Linked DNA regions of Homo sapiens: all the other regions are linked to region 1. Evidence: read pairs that join two places in POLR2A ChIA-PET (ENCODE). Cell type or tissue: CD4-positive, alpha-beta T cell. All regions are shown on one strand. Region 1 overlaps LINC02265 (long intergenic non-protein coding RNA 2265). Region 2 overlaps RHOH (ras homolog family member H). Region 3 overlaps RHOH (ras homolog family member H). Region 4 overlaps RHOH (ras homolog family member H). Region 5 overlaps RHOH (ras homolog family member H). Region 6 overlaps RHOH (ras homolog family member H). Region 7 has its middle 5.8 kb from the start of RHOH.

Evidence for each region. Peaks named below come from ENCODE experiments on the same cell type or tissue, not always from the same donor. Only the 100,000 strongest peaks of a DNase experiment are listed, where the experiment ranks them.
Region 2: POLR2A ChIA-PET joins it to region 1 with 13 read pairs; 18 of 35 experiments call an interaction of 5 or more read pairs at or near these places.
Region 3: POLR2A ChIA-PET joins it to region 1 with 10 read pairs; 16 of 35 experiments call an interaction of 5 or more read pairs at or near these places.
Region 4: POLR2A ChIA-PET joins it to region 1 with 117 read pairs; 18 of 35 experiments call an interaction of 5 or more read pairs at or near these places.
Region 5: POLR2A ChIA-PET joins it to region 1 with 11 read pairs; 17 of 35 experiments call an interaction of 5 or more read pairs at or near these places.
Region 6: POLR2A ChIA-PET joins it to region 1 with 17 read pairs; 17 of 35 experiments call an interaction of 5 or more read pairs at or near these places.
Region 7: POLR2A ChIA-PET joins it to region 1 with 33 read pairs; 19 of 35 experiments call an interaction of 5 or more read pairs at or near these places.

What each region holds. Positions count from the first base shown.
Region 1 is chr4:40,307,698-40,311,697 of GRCh38, forward strand. LINC02265 (long intergenic non-protein coding RNA 2265) reads left to right here. Exons shown (of 4, transcript NR_121641.1): 2 at 580-631. Among named protein-coding and RNA genes, the nearest start is that of LINC02265, 2.5 kb to the left of the region's middle. RefSeq lists enhancers at 528-657, 1,662-2,300, 2,231-3,430, 2,301-2,939 and a silencer at 1,595-1,889. In CD4-positive, alpha-beta T cell, a CTCF peak has its summit at 1,740 (motif pointing left); DNase peaks (open chromatin) are centred at 114, 724 and 1,744; H3K4me3 peaks cover 1,508 bases; H3K27ac peaks cover 2,815 bases.
Region 2 is chr4:40,198,489-40,202,488 of GRCh38, forward strand. All of the region lies in intron 1 of RHOH (ras homolog family member H), which reads left to right. Among named protein-coding and RNA genes, the nearest start is that of RHOH, 3.5 kb to the left of the region's middle. In CD4-positive, alpha-beta T cell, no CTCF peak of the experiment used is centred here; DNase peaks (open chromatin) are centred at 1,093, 1,813, 2,253 and 2,593; H3K4me3 peaks cover 4,000 bases; H3K27ac peaks cover 4,000 bases.
Region 3 is chr4:40,220,757-40,224,756 of GRCh38, forward strand. The region is part of intron 1 of RHOH (ras homolog family member H); the gene reads left to right. Among named protein-coding and RNA genes, the nearest start is that of RHOH, 26 kb to the left of the region's middle. In CD4-positive, alpha-beta T cell, no CTCF peak of the experiment used is centred here; no DNase peak of the experiment used is centred here; H3K4me3 peaks cover 438 bases; H3K27ac peaks cover 1,887 bases.
Region 4 is chr4:40,203,498-40,207,497 of GRCh38, forward strand. All of the region lies in intron 1 of RHOH (ras homolog family member H), which reads left to right. Among named protein-coding and RNA genes, the nearest start is that of RHOH, 8.5 kb to the left of the region's middle. RefSeq lists an enhancer at 1,483-1,542. In CD4-positive, alpha-beta T cell, no CTCF peak of the experiment used is centred here; DNase peaks (open chromatin) are centred at 2,114 and 3,164; H3K4me3 peaks cover 4,000 bases; H3K27ac peaks cover 4,000 bases.
Region 5 is chr4:40,242,702-40,246,701 of GRCh38, forward strand. RHOH (ras homolog family member H) reads left to right here. Exons shown (of 3, transcript NM_004310.5): 2 at 13-133; 3 at 477-4,000. The coding sequence starts at 686. The coding sequence ends at 1,261. Among named protein-coding and RNA genes, the nearest start is that of RHOH, 48 kb to the left of the region's middle. In CD4-positive, alpha-beta T cell, no CTCF peak of the experiment used is centred here; DNase peaks (open chromatin) are centred at 152, 873, 2,110 and 3,830; H3K4me3 peaks cover 605 bases; H3K27ac peaks cover 4,000 bases.
Region 6 is chr4:40,212,160-40,216,159 of GRCh38, forward strand. All of the region lies in intron 1 of RHOH (ras homolog family member H), which reads left to right. Among named protein-coding and RNA genes, the nearest start is that of RHOH, 17 kb to the left of the region's middle. RefSeq lists an enhancer at 1,243-1,292. In CD4-positive, alpha-beta T cell, no CTCF peak of the experiment used is centred here; a DNase peak (open chromatin) is centred at 2,082; H3K4me3 peaks cover 2,312 bases; H3K27ac peaks cover 3,684 bases.
Region 7 is chr4:40,189,240-40,193,239 of GRCh38, forward strand. It overlaps a transcript of N4BP2 not described here and a transcript of RHOH not described here. Among named protein-coding and RNA genes, the nearest start is that of RHOH, 5.8 kb to the right of the region's middle. RefSeq lists a silencer at 962-1,011 and an enhancer at 3,779-4,000. In CD4-positive, alpha-beta T cell, no CTCF peak of the experiment used is centred here; a DNase peak (open chromatin) is centred at 1,742; H3K4me3 peaks cover 2,615 bases; H3K27ac peaks cover 1,948 bases.

The DNA.
Region 1 (4,000 bases):
TGAGGTCCTAGTGTCGTTGGCAGCTGGCAAATTCATTACATCATCAAGCTCTCTGACTTAAGTCTCTTGCCTACCTTGCGCTGGTTAAAACGAAAATGTAGCCCTCAGCGCCGCAGAAAACAATTCTCCAGGGCTGTGACCATGGGGTGCCAGGGAGGAAGTGAAACTAATTGGGCAAAGACTCTTCCTGTCTGTCCATTCCTCTGTGTGGCCCTCTGGTAGAAGCAAGGATTTATGCATGTTGGGCTAGATATGAGTGAAAAAGGGGAAACATGGTCTGAAGGAGGACTTTGGGGTCAGGAATAGTCTAAAGTTTAGCAATTTTCTTTTGCTTTAGGAATCGCTCTTTGACCTCATTTTTTTTTTCTTTTTAAGTGAAGTTTCCAAGCAGAAAAGGCAGTATTTGCCAAGTGCTACAATTCACTCTAAGCTGATTGGGTTCTGAACACGAAGGCCCTTTTTACTCTCACAATCATTTAAAAACAGTAGTAGTAAGTGGGGTGTTTTCGCACTAATTTACAGGTTCCTCATTTGTTGCTATGATGACCCCCTGAGGCCGGAATTGTTATCCTCTTACAGATGGGGCAGTTGAAGCTCAGAGAGAAGTGGCTTGACCAAGGCCCAACGGCAGGTGAGCAGCAGAGTCTAGGGTTTTATCTTTCTATCACACCTGTCACCGTGGTGCCCGGGGATGAGCAGTCACTTCAGATAAACGTTGAGGTTTCTGTTACCAGCCGTCCTCCGGGCCCAGTGTGATTAGTCTACTTTGCTCAGCTTCCTGTAGGTGTGTTGTGATACTCTGTAGATACTTTATTTCCTCTTCTCCCCTAGTTCGTCCAGAAATACAAACTGTTGAATTTCTTTATCATCATTTTAGAAGTGATAAACATTCCCAAAAGGTATGTTATTTCTGCCATGGAGTTGGCAGTCTTTATTCATGCAGAATGCATTCTGGAGTGTTTTGTTTTAGTGAAAAGAAGACATTCTTAGAAATTGAAGACAAAGAGGAGAGGAAGTGAGCCCGCAGGGGGCATGTTCCCATGGGATTGGGAGTCAGGCATCTTTAGGTATCTCTGCTCCCTTCTCCTCGGGAGAAAGCAAGGACCACTGCCTTCTAAGTCAAGCAGACCTTGGTTCAAATCCCAGCTCTGGCGAAAATTCTTGAGGAAGATATTTAACCTCTCTGAGCCTCAGTTTCCTCATCTAGAAAATGGGGAGAATAATATCACTTTCTTCATTGGGTCATTGGGGGGAATTTAATGAAGTAATGCAACATTTTTCCAAGTGTGATATACATCCTATAGGTGATAGATGATTTTCTGGTGATATAGATATTCTAATGTAATAATTATAACATACACACACCAGCACACCAAAATCATCATTTCACAGGTCTGATTGCTTAGGGTGTGGCTAGGTAAGAAGCATATATAACCCACATTAAAGACTATTTTAATACAATGTTAAATGTGTGATAGAGATGGCATCAGTGGACTAGAGAGGGGGAACGACCATCACCAGGAATCCCTGAAGGAATGTGTATGAAAGTGGGCCCTGCCCACTTTGGTTGAAGTCTTCCACCCTGGTTGACTTTGGACAAAGGAAACCAGGCAGATCCAGGTTGGATGGGAAGGCTGGCTCTCCCTGAGACCTGAAGCCAGGGGCCCTGTGAAGAGTCCCTGTTAATTTCATCTTGCGCTGCTGCCCTCTGGTGTTCACGCGCTGTTCCCAGTGTCTTGAGAGCAAGTCAAAGCCGAGCCAGTGCGATTTAGAGCGTGAGCGCGACCCTGTCTGGCCCTTCTCCCACTTCTTTGTTTCCCTGCTTTCAGGGACTTTCCGAGTCCCATCAATCCCACCACCTTGGCCTATCCTCCCCCAAGTGTCACTTCCTCCTGCAGCCTAGTCGCAACTCCCCTTCCCCCAAACTCCTTACTAATCAGCAGAGGATGCTCTGGTTCTCAGGTGTGAACAACAAATGAGCTTAGTTTACTGAGGGGACATTTGTTTTAAAAGAGAAACCAGTTTAACAAAACAAAAACTCAAGTCAGCAGGAAGTGAAGTGGCTATATTTTTGAAATGAGGGTCTTTCCTTGTCTCCCAAGCTTCCTCTACAGAATGGAACCTGCTCTTTAAGCAGGCAGCCACATCCCGGGAATGAAATCCTTCAAAGGGAATGAATTGCCTTTCTTCCCAGCCAATTCTACAAGAAACTTTCAAATAGTTTCACTTTCTGTGTTCGAACATAATACTTATAACTGAGAACCCCAAATATAAGTGGTTTTTGTTAAATCACTGGATATAATAAAGGCTGGGTGTGATGGCTCATGCCTGCAATCCCAGCACATTGGGAGGCCGAGGTGGGTGGATCACTTGAGGCCAGGAGTTCGAGACCAGCCTAGTCAACATGGTGAAAGCCCATCTCTACCAAAAATACAAAAATTAGCCAGGCCTGGTGGCAGGTACCCATAGTCCCAGCTACTCGGGAGGCTGAGGCAAGCGAATTGCTTAGGTGGAGGTTGTAGTGAGCTGAGATCGTGCCACTGCACTCCAGCCTGGGTGACAGAGCGATACTGCATCTCAAAATAATAATAATAATAATAATAATTTATTTACCTCTCATGTAAACAGAGACAACCCAAGACTGTTATGGCGGCTCCCTGATCACCAGGTTTCTTCCATCTTGTTCCATTCTCTTCAACACATGGCTTCTACCTCGTGGCCCAAAATGGCTGCTCCAGCTCCAAGCTTGGTTCAGCGTTTCAGTCACTGGTCAGGAGGAAAGGAACAGAGAAGGGTACATTCTAGTTCTTTAAAGTGCTCACTGGCCAGGTGCGGTGGCACATGCCTGTAATCTCAGCACTTTCGGAGGCCAAAGTGAGAGGATCACCAGAGGTCAGGAGTTCGAGACCAGCCTGGACAACACAGTGAAACCCCATCTGTACTAAAAATACAAAAATTAGCCAGGCATGGTAACACATACCTGCAGTCCCAGCTACTCAGGAGGCTGAGGCAGGAGAATCACTTGAACCTGGAAGACGGAGGTTGCAGTGAGCTGAGATGGCACCACTGCACCCCAGTCCCCAGCAACAAAGCGAGACTCTGTCTCAAAAAGAAAAAAAAAGAAAAAAGAAAAGAAAGAGAAGTGCTCACCACTCTCCCTTACATCCTGCTGACCAGTCCTCAGACATGAGTTCACTGTCAGGTATACTGGGGAATGAGGCAGAGCAACCATGGGCCTTGGTAACATTTGACATTTTATTACTGAAGAATTAGAGAATGGATTTTGGAGACAATCAGCAATCTCCTCTATAAGCCGATGGCTGGCGTTGTGAAAGATGTTCAGACCCAAGAAGGATCAGATCCCAGAACTAAAAAGAAGCTCTAGCATTTCCCTCCTGTCATCGAGGAAATGCTGCTGGAACAACGGCTAATACTCTAAGCCTCGGCCGGGACGCGGAGATTGTAGTCTGGCTCTGCCTCTCGCCACTATCATGGCCTTGAGAGAGTTACCTAACATTCCAGAGCTCAGTTTCTCTCAGATGAGGTTACTTCCTGCTCTACAATGATGACTATATATACTTGTCATGGCATCAGGCAGTTAAATAGACAATGAATGTATTTTTTCTTCCTTTCAATCGTGAACATTTAATGTTGTGAATAATTAAGAATACACATAACTGGCTGGGCGAGGTGGCTCATGCCTGTAATCCCAGCACTTTGGGAGGCCGGGCGGGGGTGGATTACAAGGTCAGGAGATAGAGACCATCCTGGCTAACACGGTGAAACCCCATCTCTACTAAAAATACAAAAAAATTAGGAGGGTGTGGTGGCGGGCACCTGTAGTCCCAGCTACTCGGGAGGCTGAGGCAGGAGAATTGCTTAAATCTGGAGGTTGCAGTGAGCTGAGATTGCACCACTTCACTCCAGCCTGGGCAACAAGAGTGAAACTCCATCTCAAAAAAAAAAAAAAAAAAAAGGAATATAGATAACCAATTTCTGG
Region 2 (4,000 bases), 110 kb before region 1:
CGCTTCCTCGGCTCTCACGGCACCAGCAGAATTCCATGTGAGAGGGAGCTTGTCGAGCGTGGCCTCTTCCCACTTGGGGCTGCTTTCTGCATCCCTGTGCCTGGCTGTGGGCCTCCATTTGCCCTCTACTGTCTTCCCTTAGGACATCATTTATGCAGAGAAAGGTTCGTGTGGCTCGGGGTACCAGTAAGACCTCCACCTCTGGTTTCTTCATTTTAAGGAGGCCCTTCAATTATCCAGGAATTAAAGTGGCCTTCCTCTTGGGAGAACGAGTTGGTTGATGAATGATAAGCAAGTCTCTATTCCTCAAAAGCCAGTCCCCAAATTCCATGAAATATGTGCTACTTTCTTTGCATGTCTAAATGAGATGGCACGGGTATGCTTCTGTTCTTTTTCTGGACGTTGTTTAGAGAGTCAGTAGATCATAATAATTCAGACACTTTTTTTCTGGACCATAAAATATCTGAACCCATATAATAACAAACATACAGCACGGTGAATAAGAACCCAACTTTTGAGCCAGATCACTTTGCATGGAATCCCCATTCTATCATTCTATCATTTCTGGGCTGTGGGAACCTCAGACAAGTTACTTAACTTCTTCAATGCTCAGATTAAAAAAAAAATTCACAAAATATCTCTAATAACAGTAATAATAACTGAAAATACCTACCTCAGAGGGTTGTCGTAGAGATCAAATGAGATAAAAATATGTAAAGCATGTAGCCTAGTGCCTGACTGAAAAAAAAATCTCTCAATAGATGCAACTCTTATGATTCTTATTAAGGACTTGGCTATTGCCACAAATGAAGGTGTTATGAGCCCTGGCTTAAGAGCAAGAAGCCTGCAAAGCTAACTCTCCTAATCCCAACATTCCTTTCCAGGGAAAGTAGGGTGACAGGTGGAGGCTGGGAATTAACGTTTTTTGAGCACCAAATATGGACAAGGCACAGGGGTTGGGTGTTTTTCTAGTGAGAATACATATGAAAGAAGGAAAACAAACTTGGAAACCGCTATTTTAAGCCATTTGGTAACAGTTTCTCTAGCTTATGAGATGAGAGAGGTCCTCTCAGTATCCGCTGCATTACTTGTGGGCCTCCTTGGTTGACGTCGCTCTCTGAACGCTTGGGGTGGAATTCTAGAGGTGCTTTTCATTAGAGGCAGAGAGCATGACCTTTCTTCCTTGCCCAGTTTAAATTAAATTATTTTATCTTACAATGTGTTAATTTTAGTGCTAGCAAGGCACAGCTAAAATTCCATTTCTACTTAGGAGTGGGGATCATTGTGGCAGTGAGTGCTTATTTGGGTTTGGGATGCTTGGATCTGGGTGAAAGCCAGGATTAAAAAGCATCCTCCTTCCCCATTCCACTCTCTAGGTTATAAATATTTTTTTGGATTAAAAGCCTCCTTTAAAAAAATGCAAATCCACCTGGCATGTTAATTGTGCAGGGGATTCCTAATTATGTGTGCAGATGACGTGAGTCACACGGTGATAGTGTTCCTTCTAGAGTCCCACTGGTGTCCTAAGGGAGGAGACTCTGGAGCTTTGTGTATGAAAAGGGATGGGCACAAGTCAGGATGGGGTGCACAGGTGGAGGCTGGGAGGCAGCATGACAGTGTGGGGGCTGGGGTGGGCTGTGAGAGCAAGGAGGGTGTCAGAGATGGAAAGGATGACCCCAGGGGGGTGGAAGGGTGCCAGAAACTTAGGGCTCCTCTGTGAGCTCTTTAGCCATTTGACTCTAGCAACTGCTTGAATGCCCTGAACAACCTTTTGACGACTTGCACAAGAAGTTGTCATACTGTTCCCCGGATGTGGACAGTTGTTCAGAGACCACGATCATGTGTCTGGTGTCTCACTGTGGAATAGTGGTTTCTAAAGCTGGCTGGACAGCAAAACCACCTGGGGAGCTTTTAAGAAACTGAAATTCCATGTCTCATACCCCAGCCCTCACGTGAGGTCCAGGAATCTGTGTGATTAAAAAATACAAGCCCCAAAACAACTTGGAAAGTGGTCGTTTTGCAGGTGGGGATTTAGGAACCAAGAATCCAGAACTCTCCTACCAGGGCCCCAGAAACCGTAAGTTGAATAAGTGCTGAAATGAGGCAAATTGATCTACTCTCTATTGTGATTAATATCTTCACACAGCAAGTATTTTCCTTTGTTTTGAGTTCATTCCTTGAGATGAGTTATCGGGAGCGGGGTGACTGGGTCCAGGATATGAGGATGTTTAGCTCAGTCATACCCGCATTTTAACACGCAAACGTACGGTGCCGCTCATTTAAAAACCAAAGTGTTGTATACATGTAGAAGCTATATATTATTCCGGGGCAGCCCAAAGAGGGGATGTTGCTTTCAAGCGAAAGCACCAAATCACATTCTTTTCTGGTAAAATAGAATACTAATGAATTGCTTTTGGAAGAAATTTCCAGAGCATTACTGAATGTTCAAGTGCTTCTTAGAGCACAAGTTGAACCTTTCTTATCTCTGCACTCAGTTTCTCGTAAAACTGAAGTCACAGTGACCTCTTCCCCATTTCGTAGAAAAGAAACCCAAGGAAGAGAGTGGTTAAGAAACAGAAGATACGGTTCTCATCACATTTGCCTGAGAACTACGTATAGTCATCCATTCAGTGCCTCGTTAAGTAAATAAATGATTGAATCATTTGTATACATGACCTCATGGAAAAAAGCACGGTAAAATGAATGTTTGAGGGTGGGTAGACAGAATTATTCAACCCGGACAGGTGTTAGATGTTCACTCTATCCCCCCCTTTTTTTTTGCATTAGGTTTTATTCATTATTTGCATCATCTATGGACCTAAAAGCATGCTCATTGTCACACAGATGGGAACAGGGTGAATTTTCAATGATTTCAATGAAAAAAAAAAAAAGATGTGCTGTTGCAAAATATCAAGGGAGATGTTTACAGTGGTGTTCTAGAACCGGCTTGCTCTCAAGTGCTGATTGTAATATTTTCAGAAATTTTCCAAGCCAGTGACATTATTGACTTCTCTTTATCTGTGTGATGGAAATGCTATATAATATTGTGCTATCTGAGCATCTGTTTTCAATTTTGCATTCAGCGATGTCATGATGGTGGCTTGAAATTGGCTATGGTAAAAGTACACTGTGAAAATCAGCAAACACAATAAATCAGGCTCCCCACCTTTTTTTTTTCGGGGCGGGGGGCAAGCATGTTGTTAAACGTTTACTAGCATGCTACTGAGGAACTGTGTAAAATACAAATATGGCAATTTGACGATATGTATCAAGAGCCATTAAAGTGTTCATACACTTTGATCCATTCATTCCACCCCTGGAAATTTATTCCGAATAAATAATTCAAAGAAAAGTAATATGCATGAACATATTCACTGTATTATCATTTATAGCAGCAAAATCTGAAAATACCCTGAACACTAAGCAATAGGAGTTCTGGCAACATTAACTCCATGAGTTTTTTTTTTTTTTTTTTTTTTTTTAAGACAGGGTCTTGTTTTGTCACCCAGGCTGGAGTGCAGTGTGTAATCACAGCTCACTCAGCCTTGACCTCCTGTGCTCATTTGATCCTCCTGCCTTAGCCTCCCAAGTAGCTGGGACCACAGGCGTGTGCCACCACACTTGGCTAACTTTTTTTTTGTAGAGACGGGGTCTCACTTTGTTGCCCAGCCTGGTCTCCATCTCCTGGGATCAAGTGATCCTCCTGCCTTGGCCTCCCAAAGTGCTAGGATTACAGGCACGTCACTGCGCACAGCCCATGGGTTCTTTTAAAGTCATTAAAAATCATAGTTATGATGGTTATGAAAATATGTTTGATATGATGTTAGGTTAGAAAATCAGAATTAAAAATTTTAATTACATTCTGATTTTGTTGTGAATAAGAATTAAATGTGAGCCGTAAAAAAATGAATGACAGCATTTGGTATGTTAGAATGGTGAAATAGTAGAATTTGTTTTTATTTTGTTTATTGTAGTCGTGGTGTGTGTTCATTTAAGAAAT
Region 3 (4,000 bases), 87 kb before region 1:
GGATTTGAAATGTCATGTTAATAGAACACTATATATGCGTAAGCAATGAACTGAACCATTAAAAAAGAATTTTGCTCTGGAATATCCTGGTAGTTTCAGGGTCATTATATATTTGTTTTGCTCAGTTTCTTGATCTTTCTGATCCTTAATCAGAAGCTGAGCATCTAAGGAAATATTTTATCCTATTGCTATGTATCTATAATATTATCTGTATAAAAAGTACATATGTCTATATTTCAAAAGAAGATTGAAAAAATTAAGAAAATCTGAATAAACTTGTGTTCTTAGATTATTCCTCTTTGTTCCTCTTCTCCCTTAGGCAATTGAGGGAGTAACTGCTATGTTCCTAGTACAATTTATTCTATAGAGGGACATGTGAAAGGTGAGCTGAGAATTCCCAGTAAATCTCGATTTACCCATCATTGCAGAGACCTTTCCTCTGCCTGGGCCAATGTCCTTCTCGGCAAGGGAAGATAGATCGCACCAGACAAAGTTTGGACATTTATCTTTCTACATAAATGGAAAACCCTTCCCAGATTGTTCAACTGGTTGCTTTTTTTCAGTTACTAATACAGGAATACCTCATTTGATTGCGCTCCACAGATATTGCATTTTACACAAACTGAAGGTTTGTGGCAACTCTGTGTTGAGCGAGTCTATCGGCACCATTTTCCCAACAGCGTATGCTCACTTCATGGCTCTGTCACATTTTGGTAATTCTCAAAATAATTCAAACGTTTTCATTATTATTGTATCTGTTATGGTCATCTGTGATCAGTGATCTTTGATGTTACTGTTGCAATTGTTTTGGGGCACGATGAATCATGCCCATATAAGATAGCAAACTTAATGGATAAATGTTGTACGTGTTCTGACTGCTCCGGCTGTTCCCCCACCTCTCTTCCTCCCTTTGGGCCTCCCTATTCTCTGAGACACAATGATATTGAAATTAGGCCAGTTAATAAACCTATAATGGCCTCTCAGTGTTTAAGTGAAAGGAAGAGTCATGTGTCTCTCACTTTAAATCAAAAGCTAGAAATCATTAAGTTTAATGAGGAAGGCATGTTGAAAGCTGAGAGAGGCCGAAAACTAGGTCTCTTGCCAGTTAGCCAGGTTGTCAATGCAAAGGAAAATTTATTGAAGAAATGAAAAGTTCAACTCCTGGGAACACATGAATGATAAGGAAGTGAAACAGCCTTACTGCTTGGACAAAGCTTTAGTGGTCTGGGTAGAAGATCAAACCAGCTATACAATTTCTTTAAGCCAAAGACTAATCCAGAACAAGGCCCTAACTTGCTTCAATTCTATGAAGGTTGAATGAAGTGAGGAAGCTGCAGAAGAAAAGTATGAAGATAGCAGAAGTTGGTTCACTAGGTTTAAGGAAAGAAGCCATCTTCATAACACCAAAGTATAAAGAGAGGCAGCAGGTCCTGATGAATAAACTACAGCAAGTTATCCAGAAGATCTAGCTAAGGTCATTGATGAAGGTGGCTACAGTGTACAATAGAATTTTCAATGGAAACAAAATGGCCTTCTATTGGAAGAAGATGCCATCTAGGACTTTCACAGCTAGTAAGAGGTCAATACTTGGCTTCAAAGCTTCAAAGAACAGGCTGACTGTCTAGTTAGGGGCTAATGCAGCTGGTTGCTTTAAGGTAAAGCCAGTACTCATTTACCATTCCAACAGATCCTAGGGCCTTAAGAATTATGCTAAATCTACTTTGCCTGTGCTCTATAAATGGAACAACTAAAGCCTGAATGACAACACATCTATTTACAGCAATGTCTACTGAATAATTTAAGCCCACTGTTGAGACCTACTGCTCAGGAAAAAGATTCCTTTCAAAATATTACAGCTCATGGACAACGCACCTAGTCACCCAAGAGCTCTGATGGAGATGTACAAGGAGATTAATGCTGTTTTCATGCCTGTTAACACAATATCTATTCTGCAACCCATGGATCAAGGAGTCATTTCAACTTTCAAATCTTATTATTTAAGAATACATTTTGTAAGGCTATAGCTGCTATAGATAGTGATTCCTTTGATGAATCTAGGCAAAGTAAATTTAAAATCTTCTGAAAGGATCTACCATTTTAGATGCCATTCAGAACATTTGTGATTCATGGCAGAAGGTCAAAATAGCAACATTAACTGGAGTTTGGAAGAAGTTGATTCCAAGCCTCATGACTGACTTGAGGGATTTAAGATGCTAGTGGAGGAAGTAACTGCAGATGTGGTAGAAGGAGCAAGAGAGCTAGAATTAGAAGAGGAGGCTGAAGGTGGGACTGAATGTCTGTAATCTCATGTTAAAATTTAATGTATGAGGAATTGCTTCTTACAGATGAGCCAAGAAAGTAATTTCTTGAGACAGAATCTACTTCTGGTGAATATACTGTGAAAACTGTTGAAATGGCAACAAAAGATTTAGAATATTACATAAACTTACTTGATAAAGCAGTGGCAGGGTTTGAGAGGATTAGCTCTAATTTGCAAGAAGTTCTGCTGTGGATAAAATGCATTTCATGCTACAGAGAAATCTTTCATGAAAGGAAGAATCAATCAGTGTGGCAAACTTCATTGTTGTCTTATTTTAAGAAATAGCCACAGCCACTCCAACCTGCAGCAACCACTACCCTGATCAATTGGCAGCCATCAACATTGAGGCAAAAAGATTAGGACTTGCTGAAGGCTCAGATGATTGTTAGCTTTTTTTTTTTTTTTTTTTTTTTAGAGAGGGTCTTGCTCTGTTGCCCAGGCTGGAGTGCAGTGGTGCAATCATAGCTCACTGTAGCCTCCCGGAGTCAAGTGATCCTCCCACCTCAGCCTCCTGAGTAGCTGGGATTACAAGTGTGCATTACCATACCTGGCTAATTAAAAAAAAATTTTTATCTAGACAGAGTCCCATTGTGTTGTCCAGGCTGTATTGTTAGCATTTTTAAGCAATAAAATATTTTTAAATTAAGCCATGTATACTTTTAGACATCATGTATAGTGTAAACATAACTTGTTTTTTTTTTTTTTTTTTTTTTGAGATGGAGTTTCGCTCTTGTTGCCCAGGCTGGAGTGCAATGGCACGATCTTGGCTCACTGCAACTTCTGCCTCCTGGGTTCAAGCAATTCTCCTGCCTCAGCCTCCCAAGTAGCTGGGATTACAGGCATGTGCCACCATGCCTGGCTAAGTTTGTATTTTTAGTAGAGACAGGGTTTCTCCATGTTGGTCAGGCTGGTCTTGAACTCTCGACCTCAGGTGATCTGCCTGCCTCGGCCTCCCAAAGTGCTGGGATTACAGGCTCGAGCCACTGCTCCTGGCCAACATAACTTTTATGTGCACTAGGAAACAAAAAAAACTGTGTGACTCACTTTATTGCAAGATTCACTTTATTGCAGTGGTCTGGAACTGAACCCGCGATATCTGTAAGGTATGTCTGTATATCATACCCTTCCTGGGCAATACGAACAGGCTGACCTAATTCCTTCTAATGCTGAGTGGATTCTATCGAATGGATATGGCATAATTAATTTAACCCCTGCGTCTTAATGGACCTTTCAGATCTTTCCAGTTCTTTTTTTGCTGTCGTGAATAATGTAGCAATGGAAATTCTTGCATATCTTGACTACTTGTGTAGACACATCAGTACAACGTGTTGAAAGAATTGGAATTGCTGGATTAAAAGGTCTCCGCATTTAAAAGTTTAATAGATACTGGCAAGGACTTAAAGGATGGAGTGGTGCAAGGGGTCCCCCCTAAGTACAGGAAGTAAGGGGGTATATCATTTATATAGAATTTTAAAACAGTAATAAAACCAGTGTGGGTCTGTTTTTTATTATCACCATGCGCTGGCAGTGAAAAAGTCAGAGTAAGTTCTTAATGGTGTGTACAGCTTTCACTAGAGCTTTGGGGCCAAGTTGCATCTTCAGCTTCTATGGCACAGCATAGTCCTGAGTTTAAGCTGCAGATTAGACATAAACAATGATAGCACAGTGATTGTAGAAACC
Region 4 (4,000 bases), 100 kb before region 1:
TGTCCAGGGAAGGTATATCTGTGAGTGTGTGTGTGTGTGTGTGTGTGAGAGAGAGAGAGTGTGTGTGTGTGTGTTGAAGGTGAAGCCGCTACTTAAAGGCTCAGAATTGAAGGACTTATAATGTAAAAGGGGAATGAAAACAGAGAAAGCCCAGAGGGACAAGTTATTTATTTGTTATAGAAACAAACAGCAAAAACCAGGAAGCTGTACTTACGATATTCCTTAAAGGAATATAGTTTGTGGCACAAAATCCTCTTCCACAGTTAAACAATTTTGTCCAGCACTTGAACCAATTAAAAGTAGCTGTGACTAGGGGAACTATGAGCACAGAGAAAGATGGTCATGGGGAGAGTCTGGGACCCATAAACATTCTATTTCAGGCCATCGAGCGGTGGTTATTAAACCCGTGGTAGAATATGGGAGTGCTACGGACAGAAAACACTCTGGACCTTACTGTATGATAACATTATGTTAAAGAAGAAAAGAAAGTATATTTTTTGATGAAATGTAGTATTTTATATACAGAACTCAGCACTCAAAATAGTAATAACAATTAGACTTATGCCACAACAACATTATATCACAAAATAAACATATGAAAGTGAATGACATCGCAGTAGCCACTGTTCTGAGATTATCTGCTTCACCTGGCTTTGGAAGTTTAGTGATTGTAATAGCTTTCAAATAGCCTTCAATGTCTCGTGCTCTTCTTAAAGTGGAGATGATTCTTTTACTTTAATCACATTCCCCATCGTCAGGGCCTCTGATCTCTTGAGACATGATGTGGTAAATCAAGGATAAGTTAACAACCCATCTTCACATTGGAGGCGCAAGTCACAGGGTCTGTCGGATGTGCAAGGGTCTAACGCCTGAAATCAGACCTCTTTCTACAAGCACGCGCTGACTATTCTATTCCCCACCTAACAGGGTTTTTCATGGACTGATTGGCTTGTGCTTTGGAGCAATGTTTCCTAATCACTAGTTTTGGTCACAGATTCGTTTGACAATGTGATGAGAGCCAAAGACTTTCTCACACAGGGCCATGAACATTTGCTGCACAGTCCTAGGGGATATAAGGACCCTCTAAAACCCATTCATGGACTCTCAGGGATCTAGAGGCCTCAAGTGAGGAGCTCTGCCCTCAGCAGAGGGAGCATTGCAGAGGAAGTTCTGGTTATTACTGACATCAGATTAAGCCCCTAAAGACAGAAATGCTGCTTCTCCAATTGATGGCTGAAATGAGGGTAAGATGGCGGATACAGGTGTAGTTTTATAGCATCAGATCCTTAAAATGAGTAGCATGTGGGGCTAGAGTTGTTTCCCTTCAGATAACATATGATTAATGCTCTAAATCCTTAGTTCTGAATTCTCTCATGTGAAGCCAGGGTTGGTTCCCATTTGGGAAAGCAGTCTCTCAAGATGCCACTTTAATGTCTTACTTATCAGCTCGTGATGCCTTGGGTGGCACAAGAAATGCAGGCAGGGCCGGGCGAGGTGGCTCACACTTGTAATCCCAGCACTTTGGGAGGCCGAGGCAGGCAGATCATCTGAGGTCAGGAGTTCGAAATCAGCCTGGCCAACATGGCAAAGCCCCAGCTCTACTAAAAATACAAAATTAGCTGGGCGTGGTGGCACATGAGCCTGTAATCCTAGCTACTCTGGAGGCTGAGGCAGGAGAATCGCTTGAATCCAGGAGACAGAGGTTTCAGTGAGCCAAGATCGTGTCACTGCACTGCAGTCTGGGCAACAAAGTGAGACTCAGTTTACAAGAAAAAGAAATGCAGGCAGGTTGTAAGCACTGATCTGGCCAACTCTAGAGTGTAGTGAGTAGTGTGGGGTCAGCTGATGCCCCTAAGCAACGTACTGGATACCCAGCCCAGCTGCTTTTAGGGTGAAAGGCATTAGCATTAGCCGGTGGGTAAAGTGCTCCCTTCTGGGTGTAAGATGTAGTTGTCTTATCTGAAGCTGAACATCTGGTTGGGCTTTGATAACTTTGAAGATAGTTCTTTTCCTGTGTAGCCTTTTGATCACAGAAGCCCTGTTGGTCATCTTCCATTAGTGGGTATCTGACCTGCAATTTGGGGAACTGAGTGTTTTCAGCTGAAAGCTCAGGGCTTTGTTCATTTCCTGTCCTCCCAGACTGTGGTATCAGGCAGGGTATGGAGACTTACCCCAAACCCGTCTGTTTAAATTAGCCAACCCTACTGGAAGTGGTAAGATGAGGCCACATTCTCATGTCACGGTCATACAGTGGATTGACACTGGATGAGAAAGAGAAACGCACTTCATCTTCATCCCTCCGGAGAAAAAGAATGTGAAATTGACTAAATACATGGTGAGTCAAGGTTCTCTTGGTGTGGGATAGCATAAAAATTGGAAATCTGTCTTTGAGATAGAAAGGGAAAATCTATAACAAATATGTTCCAGTAATCAGTGTGCCTTCATGTCTATAACCATTTTAATTATTGCACATCCATGACTACATTTCTTGTAAGTTTCAATATCTATTTTAATAATAATATTGCATCATACAGTCACAGCCCTCAAAACACAAATATTCCATGTACACCAAAGGCTGGTAGCAAAGTCTCTACTCCTCTTACCTCCTGGAGATTATTTTCCCCTGCCAGGTCATTATGTCTAGCAACCTAGTTGCCCATGCAGAGAATGGACTGGCACAAATCTCTTCCTTGGCTCTTTTCCTTTCTTTCAGGCAGGACCCCTACTTTTAATTTGTCTTCCCTCCAGGTCCAGCTGTCACCTTCTTGAGAGACTCTAAATATACAACCCTTACTACGAACCTTTTTCTCCCTTTCTTGCATTTTTTTTTCTCAGTTGCCACAAAAAATTCTTCTGGTCTTTGTTCCAGTTTTGAGCTGAAAATGATCCCAACTGTGGTTGAGAAGCATAAGAATGCCTGTAATTATTCCTTCTAACAAGGAAAAGGAAACTCAATATATTTAGAGTCAAATTTAAATGATGTAAAATCAATTACAAAAACCTTTAAGGGGCCTAAAAGTCCCCTTTGGCATACTTTTTCTTGATAAAACCTGATTTTCCTCAAGCTCTACTCTTTGGGCAGTAACTTGCTGAAAATTATATCAATAGTAGTCTTTCTCTGTCTTCTTCATGTGATAAGGAAGTAGGAGAGAGGGTTGGAGGCACGTACAGGAAATAGGAGGGGAAAAGCCAGAAAAACCCTTACTTATTGACAATACCACAATTTCCTATATGTGCCAAAACAATATTGTCACTATATTCCTAAACACAGAATATCCGGCAATATCAGAGAAATATCTATAATAATTTCTACTTTAAAAATATAATAGTAATGGATATTTGTTGTAGCAAATATGTCATATGCCTTTTAGGTTAAATATACTTGTATACATCTTATTTGTAAGTGTTTATGTATTAAAATTGCCATCAGGCTGGGCGCGGTGGCTCATGCCTGTAATCCCAGCACTTTGGGAGGCTGAAGCGGGCGGATCACGAGGTCAGGAGTTCAAGACCAGCCTGGCCAAGATGGTGAAACCCCGTCTCTTCTAAAACTACAAAAATTAGCCAGGCATGGTGGCAGGCACCTTTAATCCCAGCTACTCGGGAGGCTGAGGCAGGGAATTGCTTGAACCTGGGAGGCAGAGTTTGCAGTGAGCAGAGATCGTGCCACTGCACTCCGGCCCAGACAACAGACTGAGACTCCATCTCAAAAAAAAAAAAAAAGTCATCATCCCAGTGTTTTTCCTCCACGATGTGCAAAATCTATAGAAAGAAGCATAAACATTGCTTCCTAATGTGATAGAAATACAGCTAATAATTGTAGGATCATTTGAATTAACAAAAGGCAACTATGAGTATTTTTTCTGAGTCCTATAGCTATCTTTCCTTTTTTTTCATCCTCTACATTTCAGGAAAAGCAATTGAAATGTACATTGTGGCAGTGTTTCTATTACATTCTAGAGCTATGAAAACACATGGATGGTTTTCAGGATGCAGCAGG
Region 5 (4,000 bases), 65 kb before region 1:
TGTTTCTTGCAGTTTCCAACATGGCTAGATCCATCAGAAACTGAAGCCGTGGAGAACGCTCTCGGGGCCTTTGCCACTTCTTGGAGTAGAAGCCGACAGAGAGCTGTTTGGAAACTTCTCCTTCACACACCAGGTTGCTACTGAGGTCTATTTCATGTTGCAGTCAGAGCAGTTGCTTGTGTTTTTTAGTGCTTGAGTGATTTTACAGATAAAGTCAGCTTCTGCTTCTTGACCGGGAGGCATTTGTGTGTGTGTGTGTGTGTGTGTGTGTGTGTGTGTGTGTGTGTGTGTGTGTTGGGGGAAGACAGATCTAAGCTCTCCCTGTGAGGGGAAGAGTGGATTGCACAAGCGGGGTTGGATGGCTACACTGAGATTACCCCACATTTAATCAGTTTGCCAATGAGGAAGCCCCTTATCTTCAAAAAAGGCAAGAAAGAAAGAAAGACTTCATTTTCCCCCTTCTCTTTCTGTTCCAGTTGAAGACTAGGCTTTGGAGGTTTTCAAAGCAGACGGTGCTTGGATGGGCAGGGAGAAGTAACATTCTGCAAATCGCCGTCAGAGGTCCTGAGGACACAGACCTACCTGGCTTGCATTCCCCTTGCTGAATGGCGTGTGCTGCAGCTGCCCACTGAGGGCTCTTTTCCCTGGGATTCTGGACTTCAGAGTAGGACAGCAGGCTGGGAAGATGCTGAGTTCCATCAAGTGCGTGTTGGTGGGCGACTCTGCTGTGGGGAAAACCTCTCTGTTGGTGCGCTTCACCTCCGAGACCTTCCCGGAGGCCTACAAGCCCACAGTGTACGAGAACACAGGGGTGGACGTCTTCATGGATGGCATCCAGATCAGCCTGGGCCTCTGGGACACAGCCGGCAATGACGCCTTCAGAAGCATCCGGCCCCTGTCCTACCAGCAGGCAGACGTGGTGCTGATGTGCTACTCTGTGGCCAACCATAACTCATTCCTGAACTTGAAGAACAAGTGGATTGGTGAAATTAGGAGCAACTTGCCCTGTACCCCTGTGCTGGTGGTGGCCACCCAGACTGACCAGCGGGAGATGGGGCCCCACAGGGCCTCCTGCGTCAATGCCATGGAAGGGAAGAAACTGGCCCAGGATGTCAGAGCCAAGGGCTACCTGGAGTGCTCAGCCCTTAGCAATCGGGGAGTACAGCAGGTGTTTGAGTGCGCCGTCCGAACTGCCGTCAACCAGGCCAGGAGACGAAACAGAAGGAGGCTCTTCTCCATCAATGAGTGCAAGATCTTCTAAACCCCAAGAGACTTCACACAACACTTATGTATGCACCCCAAAGACTAATGGGGAGAGGGAGGGCCGGGAAGCCAGGAAAGCTTGGTGTTTTCTCTGGGTACACCCCAAGCAGCGTCTCCTTTTGGATACAGTTATTGATGAGGCTTGGCCACTGGATGTTTTCACTAACTACACTCTACAAGTGAACTCCTTGCCCAGGCCAGTTAGAAAATCCCTTGGGGAACTGTGATGAATATTCCATCTTTGATTAAAAAAGTGAAATAGTCTCCATAATTTTGGACGATGAAGTGAGTTTTTCAAAGAATTCCATATTTAAAGACACATTTTATTTAACTAATAACAAAATGTATTGCTTTTGTATATATTTAGTTTTCACACTTGGAAAATCTTTTCCTACATCCTCGAAAACATAAACTCCTCTGTGAGTGAAATGCTTGTACGAAGCTCTGCCATATGTTTGTAGTGTTATTATTTTCACCTCAAGTAGAAAGTCTGTTGAAACCACTTGGCTGCTGGATTTAAATGGGTAATCAAATTTAAAAATGACCATAAATGAATCTTTGCAATTTGTTTTCTACTTACCTGTTATTCACAGTTGGATATAAAATACAGTTCCATAAGATATCCTAATACTGCCTAATGATTTTAAAGTTATCACTATATTTTTCTGAAATGATAAAACATCATTCATTTATTTACTATATTGTCTTTCACTCAACTCCAGTTATGCACTAAATATTCTCCTCTCATTCACCAAGATTGATTGAAACACCATCTTTCAGGTAGAGAATCAGACTGCTCCAAGCAATGGCAACAGAACTTGGAACAGAAGCAAGAGAGTGTCACTTTCACTTCTGGTAGGGTGGTTCCCAGGCGACTGCAGGTCCTGTGAAAGACAGGGGTCTCAAAGTTCTGTTAATTTCACAAATTTGTTATAAATTTGTCTAAACTGAGCTGTTGTGGCAACATAATTTATGAATCGTAAGGTCTAGTTAGGCTTATTGGGGGGATATCTACATATATATGTGTATGTAAGGGAAAAAAGGTAGAATTTACAGCCTTCAAAAAAGAAAAATCAAATTCCAAGCACAGGAATAAGAAAGCTATATAGCAACTGCTCAGAGAACAGAAAGTTATCAGGGGAAATACTGAATAAATAGACACACACATACTCGCACACAACCTGCTCTCACACACACAACTCAAACCTCATTCTATCGAATAGTTTAAAAGCAATGGTGTTGCTCATCTGTTAAAGTGGAGAACAGAGGACTACATAACTTAAGGTAGAAATTGCAAAGGCTGGGTTGGGCAGGGCGTGGTGGCTCACTTTGGGAGGCTGAGACGGGTGGATCACGAGGCCAGGAGTTCAAGACCAGCCTGGCCAACATGGTGAAACCCCGTCTCTTCTAAATATTAGCTAAAAATTAGCTGGGTGTGGTGGCACATGCCTGTAGTTCTAGCTACTCAAGAGGCTGAGGCAAAAGAATTGCTCGAACCTGGGAGGCGGAGGTTGCAGTAAGCCAAGATCGCGCCACTGCACTCCAGCCTGGGCAACAGAGGGAGACTCCATCTCAAAAAAAAAAAAAAGAAAAGAAAAAAAAGAAAGAAATTGCAAAGGCTGGCACCTAGATAGATCAATCAATTACTGCCCTAATCAAAACTTAGAAACACTCTGAACCACCTTTATGAAGGTACATCATTGTTATGGGGTAACGTGACTATTACACACAAAAGGTAAGGTGGCTGGCATAAATGACTTTGATTAGAATTATGTTGACATAGCCAAACCAGTTTCTCTGTTCCCTTGTGTGGTCAATTCCTTACAGCTATAATCAGTATCAAAAACCAAATGTGTGCTCATTCACACATTGCTTTCTCCTTCTCTCTCTCCTCCTATCCACAGCCAGTAAAAGGCCTGGGACCGGGGTCTTGATCTCTGGTGGGAGGATTGCCTCGGTTCCCTGGGGCTGACACAGCTGCCTTCACTCAGACTTCTCTGCTCTCCAGGCGGTGGCTTGTACTCACCTCTAAGTCACCCGCCTCCCTTGATTGGAGAGCCCGTGTCTCTAGTTCTCAGCTCAGGGTTGGGGGGCTTGAAAGATGACCGGGCAGGGGAGGGGAAGGGATCTCATATCCTCTGATATCCCTGGGATTCTCTTCTTCTCCCTCAACCCACAGAGTCTTAAATCACGGATGCGGGTGTTCAGGGCCAGCCTTTGCCATGAGAGGTATTTAACATGTCAGTGGGAAGGAATTTCTATTCACTGCAGTGGGCTGTCCCCCAGGCTTTTCTTTCTCTCTTGTTGAAGAGAGATGGGGGTGGGTATCTGAAAGTGGGAAGGGCCACCATACATGATCCTAAGTGAAGGAAGAGGAGGTGGTTCCACGGTGGCAGCAGAGCAGGAAGGGAAGGCCAGAGAGGGCACACTCAAATGGCTTTGCTGTCACCTGGGCAAAGACACACAGGTGAGACCTCCACCTGTTGGCGGGAGCCAAGCTTAACAGCTCCGTCTGGGAACTCTCATACCTGAGACCAGGAATCTATGTGTAAACCCTTTCCAGTGGCAGAATCTGGCAGAAATGGAGCCGATAAGTGTCTGTCTTCCTGCTAGACTGCTGTTCTTGAAGGTAGCACTGCCTCCTGGTCTCCTCAGTGTCCCCAGGGCTCAGCACAGGGAAGGCAATGGAGGTAAAGTTGTGTTAAACTGAAATGGAGAGAAAGACAGTAATTGGGCT
Region 6 (4,000 bases), 96 kb before region 1:
ATGAAGCGAATTAACTGCCAAATCCTTCCTTAACATCTTCGTTATGATCAATATTATGAACCTAGGCAATCTTCATCCATACATTGGACACTTGACCTTGGGATGGATTAGACTTCCTCAGTTTCCTTTGTCCTCTGTGCAAAATCTAGAATATTGCCAGCCTATCGTCAGAGTGCAACACGTTTGAGGAATTATTGCATGATTGATATTGTTGAGAGTTCAGATTAATGTCACTTCAGATAATCCACAGATGACATGGAAAACTGGTGGGCTACCGGTGCTATTTGAAGTCAACGAGGGCTTGCACTTAGCTGGGAATGGGCGAGAGAATAGGATTAATGCCCAGGAAGATATATCTTCTGATCCTCACCTCTCTTTTGTATATAGGTGATTTTTTAAAAAACTTCCTTCTCCTCCAATCAAAACTGGCTTTGAGGAAAGAATGGGACTGGATGCACATTTGTGTAAACATGCTAATGGTAAAAAAAAGTCTTTACCTTTCAGGGATATTTGCATTTCAACAAAGTACCAAACCTCAAGAGAAAGGGCTGCTCCAAGGATGGAAGATATATTTGGTAGGGAGAGGACTTTTTATCACCCTTGATTCACTCCATGTAAGCAGGGACCTTCTGGTAAGATGCTCCCTGATGGGGACTTGTTGGATGCTGGCCGTGCCAGCTGGCTGAAACCCCCAGGGTCAGACTTCCTTGCAGGGGATCCTTATCATGTGGATGGCAGCCACTGCTGATAGATTGGGGAACTGCTTCCTTTGCCATCTCCCTATAGGGAAGGTTCCCCTAAACTGAGTCCCTAATAATCTCAGAGCGAGACGTGTGCTGTGGGGATCTTATCATCTTATCAGATTTTTCTAAACTATAGTCCTTCTTAGAAGTGAGAGGCCCAGAACACTCTACTTTATGCAGGAATAGCAGAGATGACTCATGGTTGGGAAGACACTAGAATTCAGCCAGGAGAATATCATTAAAAGAGGGAGAAGGGAAAACAGACTTTTTGTGTGGTACAAAAACAAAACCCTCTGTATCATTATGTGAACAACGGTGCAAAAAAGAGGAGACACAGTTTACCCATGGGTAGCTAACTATGATAGTGAAAGTTGCCTTGAACCTTGTTTTAGAAAAATGGCAAGTGTGGGTCTCACTCTTCTAGTTCCTGACTTCTCTCTCTCTCTCTCTCGTTTCTCTTTTTTTTTTTTTCTCTCTCTCTCTCTCTCACACACACACCCATCTTGGGCCAGGTTTGTAAAGCCTCATGGGAAATGGAACACGGAAGAGTCTTCTGGGAGGTTTTAAAATTTAATTTTAGTCAGATTTAGTAAGATTTCTTCATACAAAACAAAACAAAAATTCTCTAAAAAAAATCCTTGTTAGGGTCTGGTTAAGACAACTAATAACAACAGATGTGAGGGCATAGTTCCTAGTTACCAAAGAATCGCTCTGGTGAGAGAGGAGTGGAGGCAAAAATTCCAGATGGTACCTGGGTAGCGATTGCACTCAGATGGGTCATCTGAGGACAGCTGCCCTAGACCGCTGCTCCTGAGCCTCTCCATTGTAATTTTCCTTCTTCTAGTTCCTTTTTAAAAATTTTTCTTTTTTGTTGAGATAGAGTCTTGCTCTGTCTCCCAGGCTGGAGTGCAGTGGCATGATCCCCAGTCACTGCAACTTCCGCCTCCCAGGTTTAAGTGATTCTCCTGCTCAGCCTCCTGAGTAGCTGGGATTACAGGTGTGTGCCACCACGCCCGGCTAATTTTTGTATTTTTAGTGGAGACAGGGTTTCACCATGTTGGCCAGACTGCTCTCAAACTCCTGTGCTCAAGTGATCTGCCCGCCTCAGCTTCCCAAAGTGTTGGGATTACAGGTGTGAGCCACTGTGCCTGGCCTAGTTCCTTTATTTTAAAAGCTTAAATGCATGAAGCATACAGTACTGTGAAGACTTGCTTGATGTGATGCAGGTTCCTTAATCTCCTCCTTTGCTATTTGGTTCGCAGATGGTGGTACGGGTGGCACTTTGGGGAAGGCGGGGCGGAAGGAAGCTTTCTGATGAATGTTTGCACAGTATACGAGAAGGTTACAAGATATGGGCATCATGCACAGGTGGCGAGGTGGTTAGAGAAAGGTAGATGGTGTTTGGGGATTACCCTCTGGTACATTTCAATTCACTTTGGGGTTATGAGATTTCAGAAGGTTAGCTAATGCTTACGTCCTGGGGTGGGCTCTTTTGTATTTCTTTGTTGTCTCTTTTTTATTTTTTAGAGACAGAGTTTTACTATATTGCCCAGACTGGTCTCAGACTCCTGGCCTCAAGCGATCCTCCCACCTCAGCCTCTGAGTTACAATTGTCTCTTGAAAGTAATTTCAGGTAGGCTTGGGGCTACCAAGGCAAGCCTAGGGAAGCCTACTACATGAAGAGGATTAGAGTCCTCTGGAGAAGTTGGATTCATATGAAGAGATACTAATCAGAAAGTTGGGAGTTAGTCATCCATGGAAAACAGGCATGTTTGAGAATCATATTCTGGCAGTGCCCATCCATGCATTATCAGTGGAGAGAGAACCTTGGCTAATGGACTTCCCCAGTTTTGATCCCATGGATAAGACCATGGGGGAGAGGGTAAGGCTTAGGCTAATGCATATTCTTGGATCATTCAGTCACCTCCTTCCACTCTGAGTCCCTGTTGACCAGGGAATGTCTTGGTGTCATAGCTTGGCTTTCCAATGGCTCTCCCCGTGGGGAAAGAATACACAGGCTGTGTTGATGGTATTCTAGTCCTGACGAGAGCTGCGTTTCTCATGGTCAGCAAATGAATTGGCATCCGATATATAAGCAAATCTTGTGACTGTAAAGTCATATACTTTCTTGTTAGTTGAGGGAATCAGATTTCTGAGGGTAAGAGGTGAAGCCAAGAACATGGCAAATTCATTATCTTGATAAAAACTACCCGGTAAGGCTGCCCATTTTCTTTCAAACTGCAACACCATATGTCCAGCGAGGTTCCTCTTACGAGACATCAGGGGTATCAGGAGTGGGTGCCAAGCTGGAGTCCTGAGAATGAGGGAAATAGGAGACCATGAGTTTTGAGCACCACCGCAATTTCTCTTCTCCTTTTGTCCCTCTTGCTTTAGGTAGTAATGCATGCCTTAAGATAATAAAAGGTCTGTCTTTGTGGGCTCTTCATTGCCATAGAAAAATGATTGGTATGAGTTTCCCAAGGCCTCGGATAAAAATATTTCTTCAGAGAGGGTTTTGAAAACTTATGCCAGTTACCTGGGTGGACTCCAATCTTTCAAGCACTGTGTGTCTTTTCCTGGTCCTCCCTCGCTCCCTCCTTCCTTTCCTTCCTTCTCTAAACAGAGTCTAAGGTAATGCCCCTCTCCAGTTTCTTGGGATAGGGAAGGGGGTGGAATTACTTCTGACTCACCCTTACCCTTATGGTGTACCCTTTGGGGTTCTGGCTAAAATATATGTATTGGGAAGTGGGACGCAGTGGCTCACGCCTGTAATCCCAGCACTTTGGGAGGCCAAGGCGGGTGGATCACTTGAGGTCAAGAGTTCAAGACCAGCCTGGCCAACACCCATCTCTACTAAAAATGCAAAAATTAGCCTGGTGTGGTGGTGCATGCCTGTAATCCCAGCTACTCAGGAGACTGAGGCATGAGAATCGCTTGAACCTGGGAGGTGGAGAGGGTGGTGAGCCAAAATCACGCCACTGCAGTCCAGCCTGGGTGACAGAGCGAGACTCTGTATCAAAAAACAAACAAATAAGTAAAATATATATATTGGGGTCCATTAGTTTTTCCACCCTGGGTGGACTCTGACCTTTGACTTCTGTCATCCTTGCCCCATGAAGCCATCGGAACTGCAGCTCGTTTTCCGCTTTTTCATCGCCATTTCTTTCAGCTGACAAATGCTGTTTACCTCACTGGCTTCTCCTTTATTCTTAGGTTTTGGCCTGACAGTTGCTATTTTTTTTTTTTTTTTTAGCTCT
Region 7 (4,000 bases), 120 kb before region 1:
GGTGCTGCGTCTTGAAAAAGCTCCTACAACCCTACAACCCTGGAATTTTCCACTAGGTACTTGGCTCTGGTTATAGTTCTCTCTCCATGGCAGTCTGTGATGGAAAAGACTTTCAAAGATTCAGAGAAGAGACTCAGAAAGGACTCAGAAGGGTGGAGGACTGAGCAGTGAAGTGGAGGAATGGGGCTGAGAGATGAGCACCAACTTGGCCCCCGAGTAAAGCTGCGTGATCAGCTTCTCCCGCTCGCAGGTATGGGCAGAATAGGAAGCGGACTGTGCATCAGCAAGGAGGAGCCAGGACTTGGTGATACCTGATGATCATTAAACCTACGGATTTACGCCGATGATAAAGACCATTGAACATTATGGCGAGGCGCGGTGGCTCACGCCTGTAATCCCAGCACTCTGGGAGGCTGAGGGGGGCAGATCACCTAAGGTCAGGAGTTTGAGACCAGTCTGGCCTACATGCTGAAACCCCATCTCTACTAAAAATACAAAAATTAGCTGGGCATGGTGGTAGGCCCCTGTAATCCCAGCTACTTAGGAGGCTGAGGCAGGAGAATCGCTTGAACCCGGGAGGTGGAGGTTGCAGTGAGCAGAGATTGTGCTGCTGCACTCCAGCCTGGGCGACATGGGGAGAGGGGAGAGTCTGTCTCAAACACACACACACACACAGACACATACACACACACACACACACAAACATAAAATAAGACCATTGAACATTAAAATGGCTTTAGGATATTTTTTAAAAGACTTTACATTTTTCGTCTTTCTATGAAGGACTTTCCTGACCATCCTTTTTAAATATGCACCCTCCAAGTTTTCTATCCCCCTTCCTTACTTTGCTTTTCTTCTTAGTAATTAGCTCACTGTAACATATTCTACTACTAGAGTTTCATATTCATTGCTTGTCTTCCTAATACGTAGATATAAACTCAGGCGAGCAGGCTATTTCTGTTCTTGTTGTTCGCTGCTGTCTCCCTGGCACCTAGCCGAGTGCTCAATAAGTATTATAGCAAGTGTTCAGTAAATATTTGTTGAATGAAAGGATAAATTCTCATTTATCTTAGGGCATTTGTAACGGGGCAACCAGATGGCTTCAGGAGGCACCTCTGAAGATTCTGCATTGCTCAGATTATGCATAAGGAATAAAATGTCATTAACAATTTGATTTTAAATTTTCTGTGTCCTTTTAACTCATTGTGACAATAAACACATGACATTAGAATCCTCTGAGTGATGTGTGAGTTTCTGTGACTTTATTCCACGTGAATTTGGGCCCTGCCAAAGCTTCTCAAATTTTTCAATTCAACAGTTGTTATTTAAAGAGGGGGTACGGATGGAGGGGGAAAAAAACTCCAGAAAGCAAAAATCCAAAAGAGGAGTGGCTAATAACAGCCACTGTGTATTGAGCATTCACTGTATTCCAAGCATGAGTCAGGTTTTTTTTTTTTTTTTTTAAATAGAACTCTTCCAAGCTAGATATTATACCTGTTTTGCAGTTGGGTAGATCGGGGCCTCATCCTTAGTAATAAGTGGAGCCGGGATTCGAATCTTGCTTTGTCTGAATCCAAATGTATACTTTCTCCAAAATTTCAGATTGCCTTTCAGTTTAAGCTTCAACCTGTTCCCTCCAGAACAGTGAGGAGATCTGTTACTTTGAAAAGATGGCAAATTAACACTCGGTCTGCCCTGCCTTACAACTGAAATGTTTGCAACGCCCGCTGTGAGCAGATGTGCTGGGTTGCAGTTACCCTGTGATGTTTGTGCTCAAACTGAAGATCCCTATCAATGCAACGAGTAAGACATGAGTTTGAGAAGAAGCAGTGATCACCTTCTTCTTCACTCTTCACGCTGATGAATTTCTACATCACTGTGCATGTCCTGTGCTTTGCAGTCATTCCCTAGGAGCTCGGGCCCTTGACCCAAAGATACTGCTCTTACTAACACTACATTTTAAACTCCTCCTCTGGACTCACTCTCAGAGCCTGCCGCACAATCTTTAAAAACTTTGTCAATGATTGCAAAATCTTTTTCCTTTTAGAGTGGATTTGATTTTAGGAGACAGCCATTCGGAGCTACATCCAGTGAATAAGGTGGGTTAAAAAGCCATATACTATTTTGAGTCAAAAACAAGTTGTGAACAGAATGCAGATACTGGTTTTGTTTTGTAGTTTATTAAGCTGTCTCTCAAGGATATTGTAAAAAGGGTCTAAATGCACTTTGACTCATGTCTGTGATGTTGCAAAAGCGCATCAACTATCGAGGGACTGCTTTGAAGGGAAACGGTCATTTGACTACATTTGCTCTGCTCTGACAGACTTTTTAGAAAAAGTTGTATCATAACTTTAGAGCCACAGCTTGAATTATTACTTTGGGTGCTATCATCTTCCGCAACAAGACTCTGTCTTCTTATGAATTATGGCTCTGCAATAAAACGAACCAGGATGTGAATGTTTGCTAGATCAATACAGTAATCCAGGGCAAACAAACCAGAATAAACATGGCAGCTGAGAATCCTGAGAACCGAATATTCACTGAAACAAAAAGCAATATGTTATGATACATTAACATATTTAAAGAGAAAATAAATGATGAGAATAACAGCAGGGGAAATGATGTTTTTATGGTTATGGCAATAAGAGGGAAGCTAGAAGATGTTTCAAATGCTATTACCTGGTTAGGGAGGCTGGTTTTTTTTTTTTAATAATGAATTAAAATGCATAAAGAGGAAATCACCCATGAGATTTCTAGCCTGTGGCATTTTGAAGCTATTTCAATATTCAGCATTTAAAAAGTATTTTATATGAATGTATTTTTACACTAAAAGTTACATCAGAATTAAGATCATTCTCTTAACATTTTATAGTTCCCATCATGAAATCTCTCAATCAGAAAGAAAGGATATTTTGTTTTAATACAGTTGTTCATCATCCAGTGGGGAGCTGGGTGAGAATAATTGCAATACGACTAATGGCCTGAGTTTGAAATTCAAAGCCTTCAGACAAGGTTTTAGTACATATTACCTATCTTCACAACTCACTGAAATATTTTATTAGGTGGCATAAATGAGGGTCTGTGTAAACATTAAAAGCTACCCACTGAATCTACATCATTTCTGTTAATATGCTAATAGCAAGGGGGAGGGAAAGGCATCTTACTAACCCAGCGTTGAAATAATTTAGTAGATGACTCAAGTCTCAAGGTTTCTAAGATTTACTATTCATACAATTACAATTGTCATTAAGAGTTTTCGCTGGCGTAAGTGGCACAACACCTTTGCAATGAGCAAACATAGTACTTATGCATGAGTTCAGGGTACACAAGTAGTTGTCATATTATTTAAAAAACCTCAATAAAAGAGGTCTTTGTTCACAGGAGAATATTAAAGTAAGCTGTTCTTTTGCCATATCAGAGAACATTTCTGATGAAGGTGGTTTTGAGAAAGTAAGTCTTTGCTTTTTCACCTTGACCTGAAGGGGACCGTTTGCACAGGGAATCCTGGAGGGGGCATGTTTAGGGCCAAGAAAATGGGCCTTGGGGCTCTGGCTGCTCCTCGTTGCCCACGGTGGTTCAGTTCTCTCTGTGGGGAGGCAGCGGGAGTGACAGCCAGGACAGATGAATGGGGTGAATCTTGGTTCTGGTTTTCTTAGGCCATAGGGTCTTATGCAAATCATTTAACCAGCTGAAGTCTCTGTTTCCTTGGCTGTTAAAATAGGGTTTAAAGTGTTTACCATAAAGGGCAGCTGTGAGGCTGTGAGATGGGAGAATCAATCTATTTATTGGTCAGAAAGTGGTTGTTCAGTACCTTGGATTTCTGAGTGGGCAAGGCTGGACCCTGAGCCCTGGGACCTCTGAAGTGAACACTGCAGGGCCATTTGGTGAGTGCTCTGGCCGTGTTAACACGACGTGCTATGGAGCCCTTGGGAGGGCACCTCACTGGGCTTGCAATGGAGGTGGGTGGTGGCTACAGATGGCTTCCTGGAAGATGGCTCAG